Regions from separate parts of the Mus musculus genome. Here region 2 is linked to region 1. The links are chromatin loops, found by intact Hi-C in ENCODE. Cell type or tissue: left cerebral cortex. All regions are shown on one strand. Links, peaks and the distances in the headings refer to the core of each region. The heading gives the core; the rest is flanking DNA.

Region 1 (9,360 bases), core at 455-8,454:
CCCTGAGAGGCTGTATGAGGCAGGGGGATAACAGTGAGTGATTTTCTGAAGCAGGGGTTTAACTGTGAGTGTGTTTCTAAGGCAGGAGGATAACTGTGAGTGATTTTCTGAGGCAGAGGAATGACTGTGAGTCATTTTCTAAGGCAGGGGATGACTGTAAGTGATTTTCTGAGGCAGGGGGATGGTTGTGAGTGATTTTCTGAGGCAGTGAGATGGCTGTGAGTGATTTTCTGAGGCAGGGGGATGGTAGAGAGTTTCTGTGTGAAGCAGGGGGATGACTGTGAGTGATTTTCTAAGGCAGGGGATGACTGTAAGTGATTTGTGCTGATTGAATGTGTGAGGCAGGGGCATGAAAATGAGGCAGGAGATGAAGCTGAGTGAATGTATGAAGCAGGGATTTAACTGTGAGTGAGTTTCTGAGGCAGGGGGATGACTGTTAGTGTGTTTCTGAGGTAGGGCTTTGATCCTGATTGACTGTGTGACACAGGAGATGGACCCTGAGAGGCTGTATGAGGCAGGGGGATAACAGTGAGTGATTTTCTGAAGCAGGGGTTTAACTGTGAGTGAGTTTCTAAGGCAGGAGGATGACTGTGAGTGATTTTCTGAGGCAGAGGAATGACTGTGAGTCATTTTCTAAGGCAGGGGGATGGCTGTGAGTGACTGTGTGAGTCGGGGGGATGATGCTGAGTGAGTGTGTGAGGCGGGGGAATGATGCTGAGTGATTTTCTGAGGCAGGGGGGTGACTGTAAGTGATTTTTTGAAGCAGGGAGATGACTGTGAGTGATTTTCTGAGGCAGGGGCATGACTGTGAGGGATTTTCTGAGGCAGGGGGATGACAGAGAGTGATTTTCTGAGGCAGGGGGATGACTGTGAGTGATTTTCTGAGGCAGGGGGATGACAGTGAGTGATTTTCTGACACAGGGAAATGAAGCTGAGTAACTGTGGGGCAGGGGGATGTGGCTGTGTGACTGTGGGATGCAGGGGAATGACTGTGTGTGATTTTCTGGGGCAGGGGGATGAATGTGAGTGTGTTTCTGAGGCAGGGGAATGACTTTGAGTGATTTTCTGAGGCAGGGGGATCCCTGTGAGTTATTTTCTGAGGCAGGAGCATGATGCTGAGTGAGTATGTAAGGCAGGGGAATGATGTTGAGTGATTTTCTGAGGCAGGGGGTTGACTGTAAGTGATTTTCTGACGCAGGGGCTGACTGTGAGTGAATTTCTGAGGCAGGGGGCTGACTGTGAGTGAATTTCTCAGGCAGGGGGATGACTGTGAGTGTGTTTCTGACGTAGGGGGATGACTGTGAGTGGCTGTGTGACACAGGAGATTGACCCTGAGAGGCTGTGTGAGGCAGGGGGATGAAGCTGAGTGACTGTCTGAGGCAGGGGGATGACGCTGAGTGAGTGTCTGAGGCAGGGGGATGAAGCTGAGTGACTGTCTGAGGCAGGGGGATGACGCTGAGTGACTGTCTGAGGCAGGGGGATGACTGTGAGTGGCCGCTGCGTGCCGCCACCGTCTCCGGGAGCCCCCGCGTGAGCGAGTCCGTCCCCCGGTGTCTGGAAGCGCGTCCTCCATGTCCGTCCCCCTCCCCGGCTCGTCCCGTCTCTGCCCCCCCTTCCGCACGGTTCTCTGAGCCTCGAGAGGAGGACGGGCGGCGGCCACGGAGACGTCTCCTCAGCACCCCGCGCTCCCCAGTCTCTCCCTCCGCCGCGCCTGGTCAGGTTGCGGGGGGCCAGGGGGTGACTGTAAGTGATTCTCTGAGGCAGGGGGATGACTGTGAGTGTGTTTCTGAGGCAGGGGGATGACTGTGAGTGTGTTTCTGAGGCAGGGGGATGACTGTGAGTGTGTTTCTGAGGCAGGGGGATGACTGTGAGTGTGTTTCTGAGGCAGGGGGATGACTGTGAGTGAGTTCCCGAGGCAGGGGGATGACTGTTAGTGTGTTTCTGACGTAGGGGTTTGATGCTGAGTGGCTGTGTGACACAGGAGATTGACCCTGAGAGGCTGTGTGAGGCAGGGGGATGACTGTGAGTGAATTTCTGAGACAGGGGGATGACAGTGAGTGATTTTCTGAGGCAGGGGGATGACTGTGAGTGACTGTGTGAGGCAGGTGGATGGCACTGATTGTGTGTGTGAGGCAAGGGGATGACTGTCAGTGAATTTCTGAGGCAGGGGGATGACTTTGAGTGACTGTGTGAGGCAGGGGGATGACTGTGAGTGATTTTCTGAGGCAGGGGAATGACAAGGAGTGATTTTCTGAGGCAGGGTGATCGCTGTGAGTGATTTTCTGAGGCAGGGGGTTGACTGTGAGTGAGTTTCTGAGGCAGGGCAGGGCATCGTGGTGCCCGGACATCATTAATCCCTGCACTCTGGAGTCAGAGGCAGGGGGATGACTGTGAGTGTGTTTCTGAGGTTGAGTGAGGGTGTGAGGCAGGGGCATGACGCTGTGTGAGGCAGGGGGTTGCCTGTAAGTTTCTGAGGCAGGGCAGGGCATCTTGGTACCCGGACGTCATTAATCCCAGCACTCGGGAGTCAGAGGCAGGGGGATGGCTGAGTTGGAGGCCAGCCTGGTCTACAGCCTGAGCTCCAGGACAGCCAGGGCTACACAGAGAAACCCTGTCTCGAAAAACCAAAAAACTTTCTGAGGCAGGGGGATGACTGTGAGTGTGTTTCTGAGGCAGGGGGATGACTGTGAGTGATTTTCTGACACAGGGGAATGGCAGTGAGTGATTTTCTGACACAGGGGGATGACTGTGAGTGTGTTTCTGAGGCAGGGGCATGACTGTGAGTGATTTTCTGAGGCAGGGTGATGACTGTGAGTGATTTTATGATGCTGGGGGATGAGTATGAGTGATTTTCTGAGGCAGGGGGCTGACTGTGAGTGATTTTCTGAGGCGGGGGGATCACTGTGAGTGAATTTCTGAGGCGGGGGGATCACTGTGAGTGAATTTCTGAGGCGGGGGGATCACTGTGGGTGAATGTCTGAGGCTCCCCTCCCCCCAGGCCGCTGGATGCCTGTGGGTGTCACAGCTGTGTGACTGTGTGAGGCAGGGGGATGACTGTGAGTGATTTTCTGAGGCAGGGGGATGCCTGTGTGTGATTTTCTGAGGCAGGGGCATGGTAGAGAGTTTCTGTGTGAAGCAGGGGGATGACTGTGAGTGATTTTCTAAGTCAGGGGGATGACTGTGAGTGATTTTCTGACGCAGGGGAATGACTGTGAGTGATTTTCTGACACAGGGAGATGAAGCTGAGTAACTGTGGGGCAGGGGGATGTTGATGTGTGACTGTGAGGCAGGGGGATGACTGTGAGTGATTTTCTGAGGCAGGGGGATGAATGTGAGTGATTTTCTGAGGCAGTGGAATGACTGTGAGTGAGTTTCTGAGGCGGGGGGATCACTGTGGGTGAATGTATAAGGCTGGGGCATGACTGCGAGTGAACGTCTGAGGCTCCCCTCCCCCCAGGCCGCTGGACGCCTCCATGACCCCCTGGCGGGAGCGGCTCTGTGTCTCCTCCCTGTCGCCATGGCAGGGATATGACCGCGATTAACTGTGAGGCAGGGGAATGAAGTGAAGTGACTGAGGCAGGGGGATGACTGTGATTGAATTTCTGAGGCAGGGGGATGACAGTGAGTGATTTTCTGAGGCAGGGGGATGACTGTGAGTGACTGTGTGAGGCAGGTGGATGGCACTGATTGTGTGTGTGAGGCCAGGCTATGACTATGATTGAATTTTTGAGGCAGGGGGATGACTTTGAGTGACTGTGTGAGGCAGGGGGATGACTGTGAGTGATTTTCTGAGGCAGGGGGGTGACTGTGGGTGATTTTCTGAGGCAGGGGGCTGACTGTGAGTGAATTTCTGAGGCGGGGGGATCACTGTGGGTGAATGTATGAGGCTGGGGGTTGACTGCGAGTGAATATCTGGGGCAGGGGGATGACCTGGATTGAATGTGTGAGGCAGGGGTAGGACGCTGAGTGACTGTGTGATGTAGGGCTATGACGCTGAGTGACTGTGAGGCAGGGGGATGATTCTAATTAATAGTATTAGGCAGGGGGTGATGCTGAGTGACTGTGTGAGGCAGGGGGATGACCGCGATTAACTGTGAGGCAGGGGAATGACGCTAAGTGACTGTCTGAGGCAGGGGGATGACTGTGAGTGGCTGCTGTGGGGGAGGGTCAGGTCCGCACACCCGCCGCAGCAGAGCCTGCTGGGAGCTCAGCCTCCGCACACACGGACGGACGGACAGACAGACAGACACACAGGCAGCCAGGCCTTCCAGGTCTGCGTGCCAGGGCTCAGAGCCCAGTGTCAATCACACTCGGGGCCCCGCCCACCCGGAATCCCCCAGGCAGCTGGGCCAACTGCCACCCTGTGGGAGTGGGGGAGAGGTCAGGCAGGGAGCTGGGCCGTCGCCATGGAGACGAGGGCCTGGGAGCCCCGCCCCGCCTGCCTGTCAGTCACCGAGGCTCCCTGGCTCCGCCCACCCGGAATCCCCCAGGCAGCCGGGCCAACTGCCACCCTGTGGGAGTGGGGGAGAGGTCAGGGGATGACGCTGAGTGACTGTGGGAGGCAGCGCATGACTGTGAGTGATTTTCTGAGGCAGGGAGATGACTGTGTCTGAGTCTCTGAGGCAGGGGGATGATGCTGATTGAATGTGTGAGGCAGGGGCCTGAAAATGAGGCAGGGGATTAAGCTGAGTGAATGTAGGATGCAGGGGTTTAAGTGTGAGTGCGTTTCTGAGGCAGGGGGATGACTGTGAGTGACTGTGGGAGGCAGCGCATGACTGTGATTGATTTTCTGAGGCAGGGAGATGACTGTGTCTGAGTCTCTGAGGCAGGGGGATGATGCTGATTGAATGTGTGAGGCAGGGGCCTGAAAATGAGGCAGGGGATGAAGCTGAGTGAATGTCGGAATGACAGCATAAGAAAAATATAAAAATATTTCCACGTCGCTGCTTCTCCTTTATTCTCCCCCCCCACCCCCCCCCCCCGCGCACACCACCGACATCGGACCCGGATGACAAAACGAATCCCCACCCTCCCGACCCCGACCCCTAACCCCAGCCCAACGATGTGATAAAAACAGAAACGATGGCTGACATGGGATGTTTGGCCCGGGGTTCACCCACACGCAAACAGCAGGCGAGTGACATAAAAAAATAATCATGTTGGGGAAAAACCCATGTGTTTGTTTTCCCTTGTGGTGGTGACATCCAACCTGGGCGGGTGACCCCCAAGCACCGGCCCGACCCAGGGGGGTCAGGCCACAGAAGAACAAGTGCAACGTGTGAAAAAACTGTGCCTACGGTTCACACATACGCAAACAGCGACGAGCAGTCAATGACAGTCTAAGAAAACTATAAAAAAGAATTTCCGTGTCGCCGGTCACGACCGCCGCATTCTCCTCTGTCACCACCGGGTGGCGACAGAGAGCACGCCGGGAAAAACCTCCGCTCCGGGAGTCCTCCCAGGGGTCGGAGTCTGCGAGGGGAAAGCGACGAGGAGGGGACAGACGCCCGAGATCGACTCCAGATGAGGCCAGATGTCTTCCGGGGTGGCAGAATCGAGAACGTGACGAGAAGCGCTGTTTTCCAAACGTTTCTCTTGCTGGCGTCGTCGTCGTCGAGACGTTCTCACAAATTTTCAGAGGAAAATGAAACATTTTCCACCGAGGTGTCCGTGTTTAAGATGTGAAGTCGTTTTAAGTCGCTATCAAAATATTCATCTGGGTATCAATGATACAGTCACAGCTGAAATGTCTCCACTCACATCGGAGTGAGGAAGCCCGCGGGCTTCCTTATTAGGCTCAAGACGGCTTCTGCTTTAGCCGTCTATCCGGTTCTTCTAAGCGGTCGTGCCCAGCCTGGCCTCAGTATGGAATAGAATTTTCTGAAGCAGGGGGATGACCCTGAGTGACCGTGTGAGACAGGGGGATGACTGTGAGTGATTTTCTGAGGCAGGGGGATGACCCTGAGTGACCGTGTGAGGCAGGGGGATGACTGTGAGTGATTTTCTGAGGCAGGGGGATGACTGTGAGTGATTTTCTGAGGCGGGGGGATGACTGTGAATGATTTTCTGAGGCAGGGGGATGACCCTGAGTGACCGTGTGAGGCAGGGGGATGACCCTGAGTGACCGTGTGAGACAGGGGGATGACTGTGAGTGATTTTCTGAGGCAGGGGGTGACTGTGAGTGATTTTATGATGCTGGGGGATGAGTATGAGTGATTTTCTGAGGCAGTGGGATGACTGTGAGTGATTTTCTGAGGCAGAAGGATGACTGTGAGTGATTTTCTGAAGCGGGGGTGATCACTGTGAATGATTTTCTGAGGCAGGGGGATGATTGTGAGTGATTTTCTGAGGCAGGGGGATGACCCTGAGTGACCGTGTGAGGCAGGGGGATGACTGTGAGTGATTTTCTGGACAGATTGGGGAAGATGTCACGACGCTCTGGAAGCCTGAGTTTCTCGACCCCATAAACAGCGGCCTCCACCTGTGTCCCTCCCCGGGGCCGCTGTGGGGCCGGGTCCCTCAAGGTCGCTGCTCCGTACAGTCCAGATGGTCCGGGATGGGCAGACCCGTGACGATGGTCAGACACTTGTTCCACACGGTGAAGGTGGGGCACACGGGCTGCGCGAGCGCCGCGTGGAAGGTGTGGAGGTGGACGGAGCTCAGAGCGTCGTAGAAGGCGATGGAGCCGTTGTCGTAGTCCAGCAGGACGCCGACGCGCCTGAGGTGAGGGGCCGGCGCGATGGGGGTCTCCTTGCCGTCGTGTCGCACCGCCCAGTGGTTGTGGCAGCGGCAGAGGGCCCAGGACGCCGCGTTCTTCCCGATCCACTCGTGTTTCGGCGCCGATCTGTACGCCAGGCCGATGGCGTACCTGCCGAGAAAAAAAAGAAAATCACATCGCCTGTCGGTGAGATTTGCTCGTGGTCCACAGGTGTTTTCTTTTTAAAGTGATCCTTTATTGGCGATCACACTCCCTTTAAGTCTTTACGTCTAAATATGTCTGTCTGTCCTTCCTAAACACATTAGAGGTGGACGGCGGCCGGTGTGTCGACCGACCTTCTGGTCTGCAGCTTAAGTGTCACCAGAGAATCTCGATTTTCCATTCCTTCACTGCCCCGTTTCTCTCCTGTGCATGCCCGTGCAGACGGGTGGACAGACAGACAGACAGAGGGACGGACAGATAGACAAAAGATGGACAGACAGATGGACAGAAGAGCAGACAGACTGATGGACAGAAACAGACAGAGAGAAGGGCAGACAGGTAGACGGATGGGCAGACAGACAGACAGAGGGACGGACAGATAGACAAAAGATGGACAGACAGATGGACAGAAGAGCAGACAGACTGATGGCCAGAAACAGACAGAGAGAAGGGCAGACAGGTAGACGGATGGACAGACAGACAGACAGAGGGACGGACAGATAGACAAAAGATGGACAGACAGATGGACAGAAGAGCAGACAGACCGATGGACAGAAACAGACAGAGAGAAGGGCAGACAGGTAGACGGATGGACAGACAGACAGACAGAGGGACGGACAGATAGACAAAAGATGGACAGACAGATGGACAGAAGAGCAGACAGACTGATGGACAGAAACAGACAGAGAGAAGGGCAGACAGGCAGACGGGCGGACAGACAGACAGACAGAGGGACGGACAGATAGACAAAAGATGGAGAGACAGATGGACAGAAGAGCAGACAGACTGATGGACAGAAACAGACAGAGAGAAGGGCAGACAGGCAGACGGGCGGACAGACAGACAGACAGACAGAGGGATGGACAGATAGACAAAAGATGGACAGACAGATGGACAGAAGAGCAGACAGACTGATGGACAGAAACAGACAGAGAGAAGGGCAGACAGGTAGACGGATGGACAGACAGAGGACAGGTGGACAGATGGACAGAAGACAGATGGACACACAGGGACAGACAGACGGATCCAGACGGAGACGGCCTACCATGTGCTTCCGCTGGTGACCACTTCCCAGTAGTGACGGCCGCTGTCGATGAACACGTTGCCAGCCACTCCGTAGCTCCCCTGACCAGCGAAGCGCTCCGGCGCGTGACTCTTCTTAGAGGACGACTCGTCGCGCTCGACAGTCAGGTTGTCGTGGGACACCTTCAGCTTGCGATGAGCCGATTTGGGATCCAGTCTAAACGGCTGACCTGAAGGCGAGTTCACCAGAGAGAGAGACACCAAGAGCACGGTTGACTGGAAAGATGACAGGGAGCGTAACCTCATTTACATTTAAGAGTCTGAAACAAGGGCTGAAGGGAGAGAGCTGCCTAAATGCCGACAGCAACGCCTAGGTTCTCTATATTTGGATTTATTAATACACATAATAAGCAGAGTTGACATATTCTGGGTTCACACATATGCAAAGAGTGGTGAGCCATCAACGATAATAAAAGAAAAACGAACGTGCGCGTAGATGCTTTGAAAAAGAATCAACGCTCACGGAAACCAAAAACAAGTGTCCTTTGAAAAAAAGGAAAATCGAACGGTCACGACCACCGCATTCTCCTCTGTCACCACCGGGTGGCGACAGAGAGCACGCCGGGAAAAAACTTCCACCAAAGGGGTCGGATCTGCCTGCTTCATCCCGGCCAGGGTGAGGGGGAGCCGGCCAGGCTGGCGGATCCGACCCGGCGAGGCGGTCGCGTTTTCCATCGGTCGGTCCCCGGGAGGTTGTACTCTGTGAGATACAGGAAGTGCCTCCATTTTGGACAGGAAGTCGGGCCCAGGCGCTCATGGGAGCTGTAGTGCGTCTAGGGCCCAGCGCCGATCTCCGGGGCCACCCGGTGGCGAGAAACGCGCAAGTGCACCCCCGGTTCTCTGCCTCGCGGGGACGGATCTGGGACCCGAAGGCCCCAATTGAGAACCTCGATGCGGCTGCTGGGAACCTCAGTGTTTCACATTGGTCCTTGATTCACTTGTGTGAGGCTGTCAGTGAGGCCCAGGACGGAAAACGTAAAAGAAAGGTGGGGAGCAGCCTCAGCCCCAAAGGCAAGCAGCCGTGAGATGGCAGCTCAGCCGAGTTCACAGCACTCACTGTTGGTCTTCAGCTTTCCGGGCTCACTGCTACTGAAGCAGGGGGATGACCCTGAGTGACCGTGTGAGGCAGGGGGATGACTGTGAGTGATTTTCTGAGGCAGGGGGATGACCCTGAGTGACCATGTGAGGCAGGGGGATGACTGTGAGTGATTTTCTGAGGCAGGGGGATGACCCTGAGTGACCATGTGAGACATGGGGATGACTGTGAGTGATTTTCTGAAGCAGGGGGATGACCCTGAGTGACCATGTGAGACAGGGGGATGACTGTGAGTGATTTTCTGAAGCAGGGGGATGACCCT
Region 2 (9,360 bases), core at 544-8,543, 76 kb after region 1:
AACAGAATAACAAGACATGTTTAAATAATGTGACTCATCCTATTCTTTCAATGTATTCTAAATCATTGAAGGATAAAATAGATATGCATGAGCTCAGACATGAGCGTGCATGTGTGTGTGTGTGTGTGTGTGTGTGTGTGTGTGTGTGTGCATGTGCCCCACAGGCCCCACAAGCGTCCTTTGAAGAAAACATTCACAATCTCAAATATAGACTTCTTATGGATCTGTGATTTGAACCAAATGACCAACAAACCCTCAAAGGTGATAAAACCTTAATGCAAGAGTACACACCTCATAGAATTAAGGAAAATGAATTAACAAAGGGATAAAGAGCTAGTGGGGAGGGCTGGAAGGATAACAGAATCTTATTACAAAATGATGGTTAAGGTGGTTGATAACAGCTGCTTAGCTGCCTGAGCAGAAGGTCAGTTGCAGCTCCCTGTATGTTCCTTCATCATAAGGTATTTTTATATTAAAGATGCTTTTATTCCACGAGGAGAACTTTCTGGGGTGGGGTATTGTCCTTTGTTTATGGCTTAGGCCATGAGAGAAAACAAAGGGAAGGAGAAAATTTCCAGTAAAAGAGGCATGGCACAGGTACTTCTGCTATAGGGTTTGGCTTTATGAAAGAAGTTTGGGGAACCACAGGATAGATACTCTTAAGACCAACCCATGGCCTTTTGTGCCTATTGGACTCATCTTTTTATTCTCCTTTGAGGTAAAAGTCAAAAACATAATATTGCCCTGGGAAGTAAATGCAGACAAAAGATGTAAGCTCCAAGCCTTGCCATGTGTTAGCATTTCACAATGGTATTTTGTGAAGCCTCAGGATTTCTACTTTGATGCAGTTACCACAACCTAGAACTCGAGGAAACGTCTAGTATCCCTAGCACCATTCAATGCAAAGTTCAATCCATGACCAAACTCAGTAGGCCATGCAAGTTTCACTTTCATGATCAAGACTTAGACTGAGAGTGCTGGGAAGATGGCTCAGTGTCTAAGGCACCTGCTGCCAACCTTAAAAACCTAAGTCTGATCCTCAAAATCTGCGCAGTAAAAGAGAGGACTGACTCTCAGAAGTTGTTATTTGAACTCCGCAGATATGCCAGCGCACACGTGCACGCGCGCGCGCGCGCACACACACACACACACACACACACACACACACAGACAGACAGAGAGACAGAGACAGATTTAATTTTAAATGTTAATTAAAAAATAATCAGACTAAAAGTTAGGTACCTCTAGGGATGATATCTCCCCCCCCAACCTATATTTTGTCTCATGTTTGCATACTGCATGAAATGTAATTGTTATTCATTGTTGTCCTCATTTGGAATAGAGAGAGAAGATTCCACAAGCAATGCATGAATAATTTTACTCTCAGTCTCTTAGTGAACAGCTGTGAATATTGCCACAATCAGATAAATGAACGGGGTGCTGGATCAAGGAACAAACTGGAAAAACCAACTCTGGGTTACTAGGCTAATACCAGGTGTTTCTCACCCACTTCCCAGACGATTCCCAACCATAAAACTACTTTTGTTGCTACTTCATAACTAGTTTTGCTACTGTTATGAATTGTAATGCAGATAACTGATACAACCACTGCTTTAACACAATAGAAAGCTATACCAAGACTCATAAAAAATGGTTTCAGAAAGGTTAGATTTTAATAGAATTGTGAACAACAAACAACACTAAAAAAATGGCACAAAGATATTATATTATTTTTTCAGAAACATGCTCCACATTTCTTAGCCCCATCACCTGACAGAATTAAAAGTTAAGCTGACTTACTAATGTTAGGGCACTGGGTATAACATTATTCTTATTATAGAACTATAGGTGCAATAGCTTTTGACAATTATGGATTGGTGTTTCTATCATGGATGAGAAGAATACAGACTCTGAAAGGCTCAAAATGACTGATGAGAAACATTGGGAATCAACCTGAGACTTTAAGGTTACAACAGTCTGAGCTCAGAAGGACCTTTCTCTCATTTAGAGAAATGTCCAAAACCAGAAAATTATATAATAACTTCAGTAGAAACTGGTTCTTATATGCAAGGTGAATTCATTAAGGATATAAGTTTTAAATGACATAATAAAAGCACTCAACTTCTGCATATTCAATACATAGCTTAGTATTTAACATTTGGGTATTAAAAAACACCAAATCAACATAGTACCTAAGGTCTACTTTAGTTACTATTACCCTGGCAGGGGAGCCAACAAGACAATAACAGCAGTCTTGATGGAAAGAAAGGAGATTTCCTTGGATTTGAAACTATTTTGCAAGACTGGGAATTGGAGATTATAATATTTGGCAGTTTCACACTCCTATTATGGCACAGATCAGTACACAGATAAAACCGATTTTTCATATAAATACTACAATGAGGAGCAACCTGTGGGAAAAGGGTGATCCAGTGACAGTCTACAAGTAATGAACATTACTCTACAGTTACAAGATCACTACATGCGCCCTTGGAGTGTCAGCACATCCACATTCATTTCATTGGTAACAAACAACTATGGAATTCTGCCAAACAAATTGGAGGGGTCCAGAATGATTGAATGTAGCAAAGATGACAAGCAGATTAGCATCAAGATGCTAGCCTGGAGTTTTCAAACAAGCAATTAGTACATTGAGAACATTTTGTAATTTCTTATTTGTTTTTACAAAGGAGAAATCAGGTTGCAATTGAAATCATTTTGCCTGACATGAGAACTCGGGAGGATTTAATGCCACCATTCCCTCACCTGGTGAAATTCATGCAAATCAAATCAAACTAGTAAGCAACCATTTCTGTGTACTTCCACATCTGCCTGTAACACATGCACATTTAGTAATTGGATCTCAAGGACATCACACACTTGCCTGACCATGCAACCTGACTAACAATGAATGATCATTCCTGAAAAGAATCATTTGGAAGCATGGCAGATGTCTATGGGGATATGAACATTTTAATGATCAAAATTAAGGGGAAATGGGAGCTAGGTCACACAGTCTGGTTATTTTAATTGAAACACAGTCTTCCAAATTTACTGAACAGAATGCTTAAATACTCCTGGAAGTTCATCTACACACATAGGAAAGCAAAAGACACTCATGGCAGTGAAAATGAGCAATCTCTGTCTTAACAGTTAAGAAAAGCCCTCGAAAGCCTTGATCATGCGATCCATTCCTAGAAGCCTGGTAAGCAGGCTGCAAACAAAACCGGTTAAGAGCCCTTAGAGCACCACTCAAGGTTCTAACAAACAGACCCCCTTGAATACCCACCAACGGACTGCACTCTAGTTCTTGTTGAAGAAGCATCGCTGTAGGTAGAGGATAAGCTTCCACAAAAATGATAGACAGGCCACTGAGACCAGGTGGCGTGTGGCAGGCAGAGCTGGAGCGGTCCTGTGTGAGTGTGTGTGTGTCTGTGAGAGAGTCGACAGTGAAATACAACAGGAAAATCGGTCCAACAATTCCAGGAAGGCCAGCTCCACCTCATCCACTCTGCCAGGGTTGCCTGAGTTGAAGAAATCAACTGCCTTTTCCATGGCCCCCACTGTGACTTCCCTGTCCCCTAGCCTGGTCAGTGCTCAGCTGAAACAAAATGAAAAGGCAGCTCAGGTCAGGGTAAGACCCACTGCCTTGACAAGAAGCGCGATGACTGGGAACTGAGATAGGCACTCTTCCTGCTTCCGATGACTGCATGCTGTCTGAAGTCAGAAGCAAACATATCAGCTCTCCATACTGCATGCAAGAGAAAGGAGAAGCTGGGGGCTTACTCTGGTTGTGCAGTATGCAACCTGCAGCAACTACGTTTGTGGTACTACAACACTTCATGGTGACCAGAAGTCAGAAACTTGATAGTTCCTATACCTCGCATCCTTTAAACACTCTACTGAGCACATTATCTTGTTATGTTCTGGATGCTAGTTCATGTTAAAAATAATATGCTCATTATTTTGTTTCGTTAGCCTCAGAATTTAAGTTTCAATTCTGAAAGAAGTTAGTTTTCAGTTGACATTAGGAGGAAAAATGCCTTGTATCTACACTAAACCATTCATATTTTCTTCCAAAAAGTCTTGTTCATTACAGTGGATCATCTTAATATACAACATGTATCTGTATCAATTATGCACATATTATCATACATCACACATATAATCACCTCAAAAGAATGCTATGTGTAAATAGTCTTCTATGAGTTTCCATGGGGAGTGGTTCCAGAGCACCCCCACTAAAAATATCAATACCTATGGATGTCCAAGTTTGTTATGCAAAATGGCATGACATTTGCATATATACATATCCTCTCACATATTTAAAATAATCCAGAATTACCTATATCTAACACAATGTTATGGTAAATTATTTGGAAAAAAGTGACAAGAGCAGTCTATACATGATCAGTACAGACACAACACATTTCACATGTTTTTCATTTGGACTTGGTTGAAATCTATGACTACAGAACTCACAGGATGTTGCATCTAACATACTACATACAAATATAATACCATAGGTATATACAGACTACAAAAAAGTCCATAAATTGTCCCCAAACTTGATGTTACTCTTCAGAACTGGTCCCCAGAATGGCACCAAAAAAAAAAAAAAAAAAAAAAAAAAAGAGGGTGAACTGAGAATAGAAAGTAATCCTTTAAAATGAAGAAAGGGAGATAGATTTTCTAAGAGGAAGAAGAAAATTTGTCCTGCACTGCAGTTATTTGAAGGATATGGCTTATCATTATATATGACAAGAAACTGCAACTACAGTACATTACCAGGAAAGTGTGCAAACAATTCTGCATGATCCCGTTCATCCTGTAGACAGTTGGGCTCCAGCAAAGGTGATTAAGGAGCATGCAAGATAAGGGGGAAGCTGGGGGCACACTCTGCTTGTGCAGTGTGCAAGCTACAGCACCTGCATTTATGGCAGTACAAAACTTCATGGTGAACAAGAGCACATTTCATAGGACATAAAAGATGCAGGGTATGATATTCTTGCTCAATGTCTTCCCAAATCATACTTTCACTTACCTATTAACAATACAGGCGTTAGTCAATTCTAAAACAGATGATTTCTGTAAGACATTCATGTGGTCCACCAAAGACACACATTTGTATTTATCAAATGGAAAGTTAAATAAATTTTCATCGATGTTTTATTTAACTAGCCTCTGTGAACATAACATTAAAATTATCATTTATTATTTAACTTGTCTTTATTCTGGCACTGTGACGGGAAAATCAGCCTAAGTGGCTCAAGTTGAAACATCAGGAAACACAAAATTTACTCCACCCATGAAAAGACAATGGTAAACAACAACAAAGCAGTCTGTAATATTTTCAAGTTCATAACTTGTTAGTCTTTAGTTGAGATTTCTAACAATCAAAGGGTCTCAAATATTTCATGTTTTATATATTATGGTTTATTTTAAGAAACAAAGCATCCTGGGTGTTTTCTTTTTTTTTTCTTTTAAAAACAAATAAACAAGCCTAGTCTTGCTTTGTAGTCAAGGCTGGCCTGGAATTTATGATCTTAATTCCTCAGCCTCCAAGCACTAGGATTAAAAGTGTGTGTTACCATACCCAGCTAAACCAATTCAGTTTTAAAGGCAAATCAAATATATTTTATATTACATTGTAAATGACTGATGTTTTTTACTCTAGACTTTTCTGGATTTCATATAAGAATTTGGGTCTGACAATAGTAACAGGCTACAAAGAGAAAGAAGACAGGACAGATCTCAACTTGTCTCCTAGCAGGAGGCCTCTGATTGAAACTTCAGATTAGTGTAGTCACATCATGGTGGTGGCAAAAAATCAAAGCTAATTTCTTCCAAACCATCCACAGGTGAAGAACACATGATCCTTCCTTCCCCGAGTGCTTTTCCATCCATATTTATATTTGAGTAGACATTTATACATATATCCATAAAACTCTAAGTCCTATAAAACCCTGGGTGTGTATATAATAGAATCAGTATTTGTATATGTGTATAGAGGTATATACATTGATACACATACATATACAAAAGCACCCTTTAAAAATTACTTGAACTTGTTAACAACATTCATTCTCTGTAAGTCTCCCAGTTTGTTTATGCCTACTAAATTACAGAAATTCTTTGTTCTCTGCAAAGACAGAAACCTGTAGGTAATGGTTACTTATCCAAAAATGCCACAGGGCTTAAATCTGTCTAAGTTACTTGACACTTGGACAGGATTTTTGTAAGTAGATTGAATCATAGAAAAGTCCTTATTACTTTGAGACAAGTTTATTTTTATTTTTTACTTTGTCTATATAATACTCCTCTAGGAAGCTGACTTCTTCCCAGTTATCCCCTAAAATGTTCAGGTTGTTTTGTGAACAATGAACAGGTAAGTAAGTGAGCATATCCGTCTGTCATGCTCACGCACATAAAGAATACAATCGATCCCTGTTGTATGGGCAGATGGGGAAAGTATCTAATATGATAATGCCTTTCACACACACACAAACACACACACACACACACACACACACACACCAATAGTGCTTTTCTGGGCAGGTAATATGGCTCAGACTGTAGGATCACTTGCTGCTAAATCTGAGGACTTGAGTAGAATCCCTGGTTTCTACATGGTAGAAAGAGAGAACTGACTTGTCCCCTGATCTCCCTGACCTGCACCATGGCATAAGAGTGTTCATCCTCGTCATATACACTAATACAACCCCCCCCCCCACACACACAGAGGAGAGAGGGGAGAGAGAGAGAGAGAGGTAATTATAAAAAGAAAACCACTTTACCCACTCAACTTCATAGTTAGCCACACACAAAATACCAAAAGAGGAGTGATTCTTTTGTTCTCAATTGTTATTGTAAAGCACCACATGAAAGACCAGAAATGATGGGAACATGGCAATGAAAAGGGTAACAGCTCTGACGAATGAAAACAGGATATTAAGAACAGTATCAGGACTGTCTGTCCAGAACAAAAGCCAGAGGGAGAATTTTCAGAGAAATTCAAGCAAAAACACTTTTTTGCCACATTGAAATGCCAGTGGATAAACTATAACTTTTCAGGGAATCATAGATGTTTACATCTGGGGCAATAAAACTGGGTTACCATTAAAATACACACATAGACATTTGTTTTAAAGTATCATAAAATTAAAACAGCTTCCAAATCTCATAAAAATCTCCTTCCTTTGAAACCGTATTCTACTTCCTGCTATTTCTAGAACTGTTTTACCCTATATAGACTAAGATGCTCACTTTAACAAATAGCTGAGTGTTAAGAAAATTAAAATTTTTGCCAAAAAATGACTCTCTTCACAGTATGTCCTTAACTTTGTGTATGTGTGGAAACATCTCTTTTTCTCTGTCTCTGTTTCTCTTTCTCTGTCTCTGTGTGTATGTGTGTATTTCTGTGTGTGTGAGCGTATGAGTGTATGCATACCTATATGTGAGGGAGGACATGTGAAGGACAGAGGTTGATGTTAGATATGATGTTTGACTAAATGTCTCTCACCTAACATGGAGCTTGCTGGCTGGCCATTTAGCTACAAGGATTCACTTGCGTTTGTCTCCACAGCACTGGGATTATAGATGTCTTTTTATGTGGTTTCTGGGAATCCAAACTCAGATCATCATACTTACCCAGCCAAGGTTTTGACAAGCCCCCGTTAGAATTCCCAGGGAAACCGAGCAATGAGCACTGTATTGAGAAACACTCAAAGCAACTAAAACAGTCAAAGTAGTGAAAAGTTTCCAAAAGCTGTCAATGTGATTGATGACTTATTTAGTAAGACATAATTCGAGTTGAATTAACTTACTGGACTTAACATATTATTCATTATTATTATCACTGCAGTCTCTAAGCTAAATGGGTTCTGAAATGTAAGTTTTGCATGGCATTAGAAATCTCCATCTTTTTTTCATTTGTCTAGATTCTGCTGTTGTTCACCTTGTTTCTCTTTCCCACACTGCCCTTGCTGTTTCAAATAGAACTAAGAAACTGCTTTGTCTCTGTTGTACTTTCAGAAAACTTGGGGCTAACCCTTAAACTTAGAGGACCCAAGTTCCCCTAGTCTTTTGAGTCAGTCCCATCAATGTGACACAATAGAAAAGAATGTATACCTTGAAAGCAGATAACCCTGAGGTCAAACCTGGACTCTGGCATTTCCTTGCAAAGGCAGATAAGGACCTGGTACTCTACCTCTCTTATCCAGTCTGTTTCCTACTAAATGAGGGTGAGAGAACTGTCACAGTCTGTTGGAGATCAAGTGAGGCGACGTTTCAAAACTGTCATTATGTTGTCCTTTGTCCCCTCTCGTCCTTAATTAATTCTCTCATTCATCACTAAATAATTTCTTTATCTATATTTTTTCCTTAGGAACCTTTTCAAGCTATTTTGGGAAGCAGGAAGGATACCAATCCATGTAGTTATTTATTAATCTTCACGAAGTATCTTATATCAAGGAATGATCTGAGATTAATAATTTAACATTCTTTCTTAAAAACAACTAATTTTAAGTATTTATTGTTTGTGGTTATACCATAAAGGGAGGGTCGTCTAAGGAGACTACAAGCAGCTGTTGGATTCCCCCGAACTGGAGTTACAGGCAAATATGAATTGCCAGGTGTAGGTGATAGCATCCAAATTCAGGTCCTCTGGAAAGGCAGGGAGAATTCCTAATATCACTCCAACCTCTGAATTAACATTTCCGTTTTTAACAAAAATGACCATTTAATAATAGTTTTATGTAGACAATTTTGCATATATCCTAAACTTCAGTACAAATCTGTGGTCATTACAATGGTATTTCCCACAAAGACCCCCAGGCTGCATTCTTTGCTTCCCTTTGTCTATCAGTTGCTAGGAATTTTACTTTGCAGGAAACAAGAGACCCTAGCATGGACAGTACCCATGAGCCTAGTGAGAGCAGACCAATATCAGACTTTTTATCTTTATAAGCTAATCCGTCAGCCTTCAGGTTACATGGATGCTGACAGAAAGCATGAGAGCCTTGAATTAGAGATTTGATAAAGCAGTTTTCAAGGCACAACAAATGGTATATGCTTCATAGTCTTGCTTCAAGTTTTCCCCAAGTCTCATTCAGTGTACCAGATGCACACAGTAGGGTTCACCACAGCTCAGCAACCCAAAACTTAAGAAACCTGAATCTTGTATTATGAGATATAAGAATGCTTTCCAAGCCTTGGGGAAAGATAACTATCTCTATTCTGTGAGACTTTCTTGTATATAAGCAGCTTAAAAATAGTAACACTCAAGAGTTACACAAATCTGAGCAATCTGTGGAGACTCATTTGTCAGCACACATGGTTCCGGTCTCCACCTGTGGGGCA

Evidence for each region. A loop is a pair of places that touch in the nucleus more often than their neighbours do. Peaks named below come from ENCODE experiments on the same cell type or tissue, not always from the same donor. Only the 100,000 strongest peaks of a DNase experiment are listed, where the experiment ranks them.
Region 2: a loop joins it to region 1, with 16 times the contacts of the local background. A loop is called at or near these places in 5 of 42 quality-filtered maps.

What each region holds. Positions count from the first base shown.
Region 1 is chrX:169,986,371-169,995,730 of GRCm38, reverse strand. Mid1 (midline 1) reads right to left here. Exons shown (of 10, transcript NM_001290505.1): 9 at 7,965-8,172; 10 at 4,933-6,868. The coding sequence ends at 6,520. Among named protein-coding and RNA genes, the nearest start is that of G530011O06Rik, 12 kb to the right of the region's middle. In left cerebral cortex, for the core only: a CTCF peak has its summit at 5,415 (motif pointing right); no DNase peak of the experiment used is centred there; H3K4me3 peaks cover 731 bases; H3K27ac peaks cover 1,452 bases.
Region 2 is chrX:169,910,168-169,919,527 of GRCm38, reverse strand. All of the region lies in intron 1 of Mid1 (midline 1), which reads right to left. Among named protein-coding and RNA genes, the nearest start is that of Mid1, 35 kb to the right of the region's middle. In left cerebral cortex, for the core only: no CTCF peak of the experiment used is centred there; DNase peaks (open chromatin) are centred at 3,516, 4,838 and 7,593; H3K4me3 peaks cover 842 bases.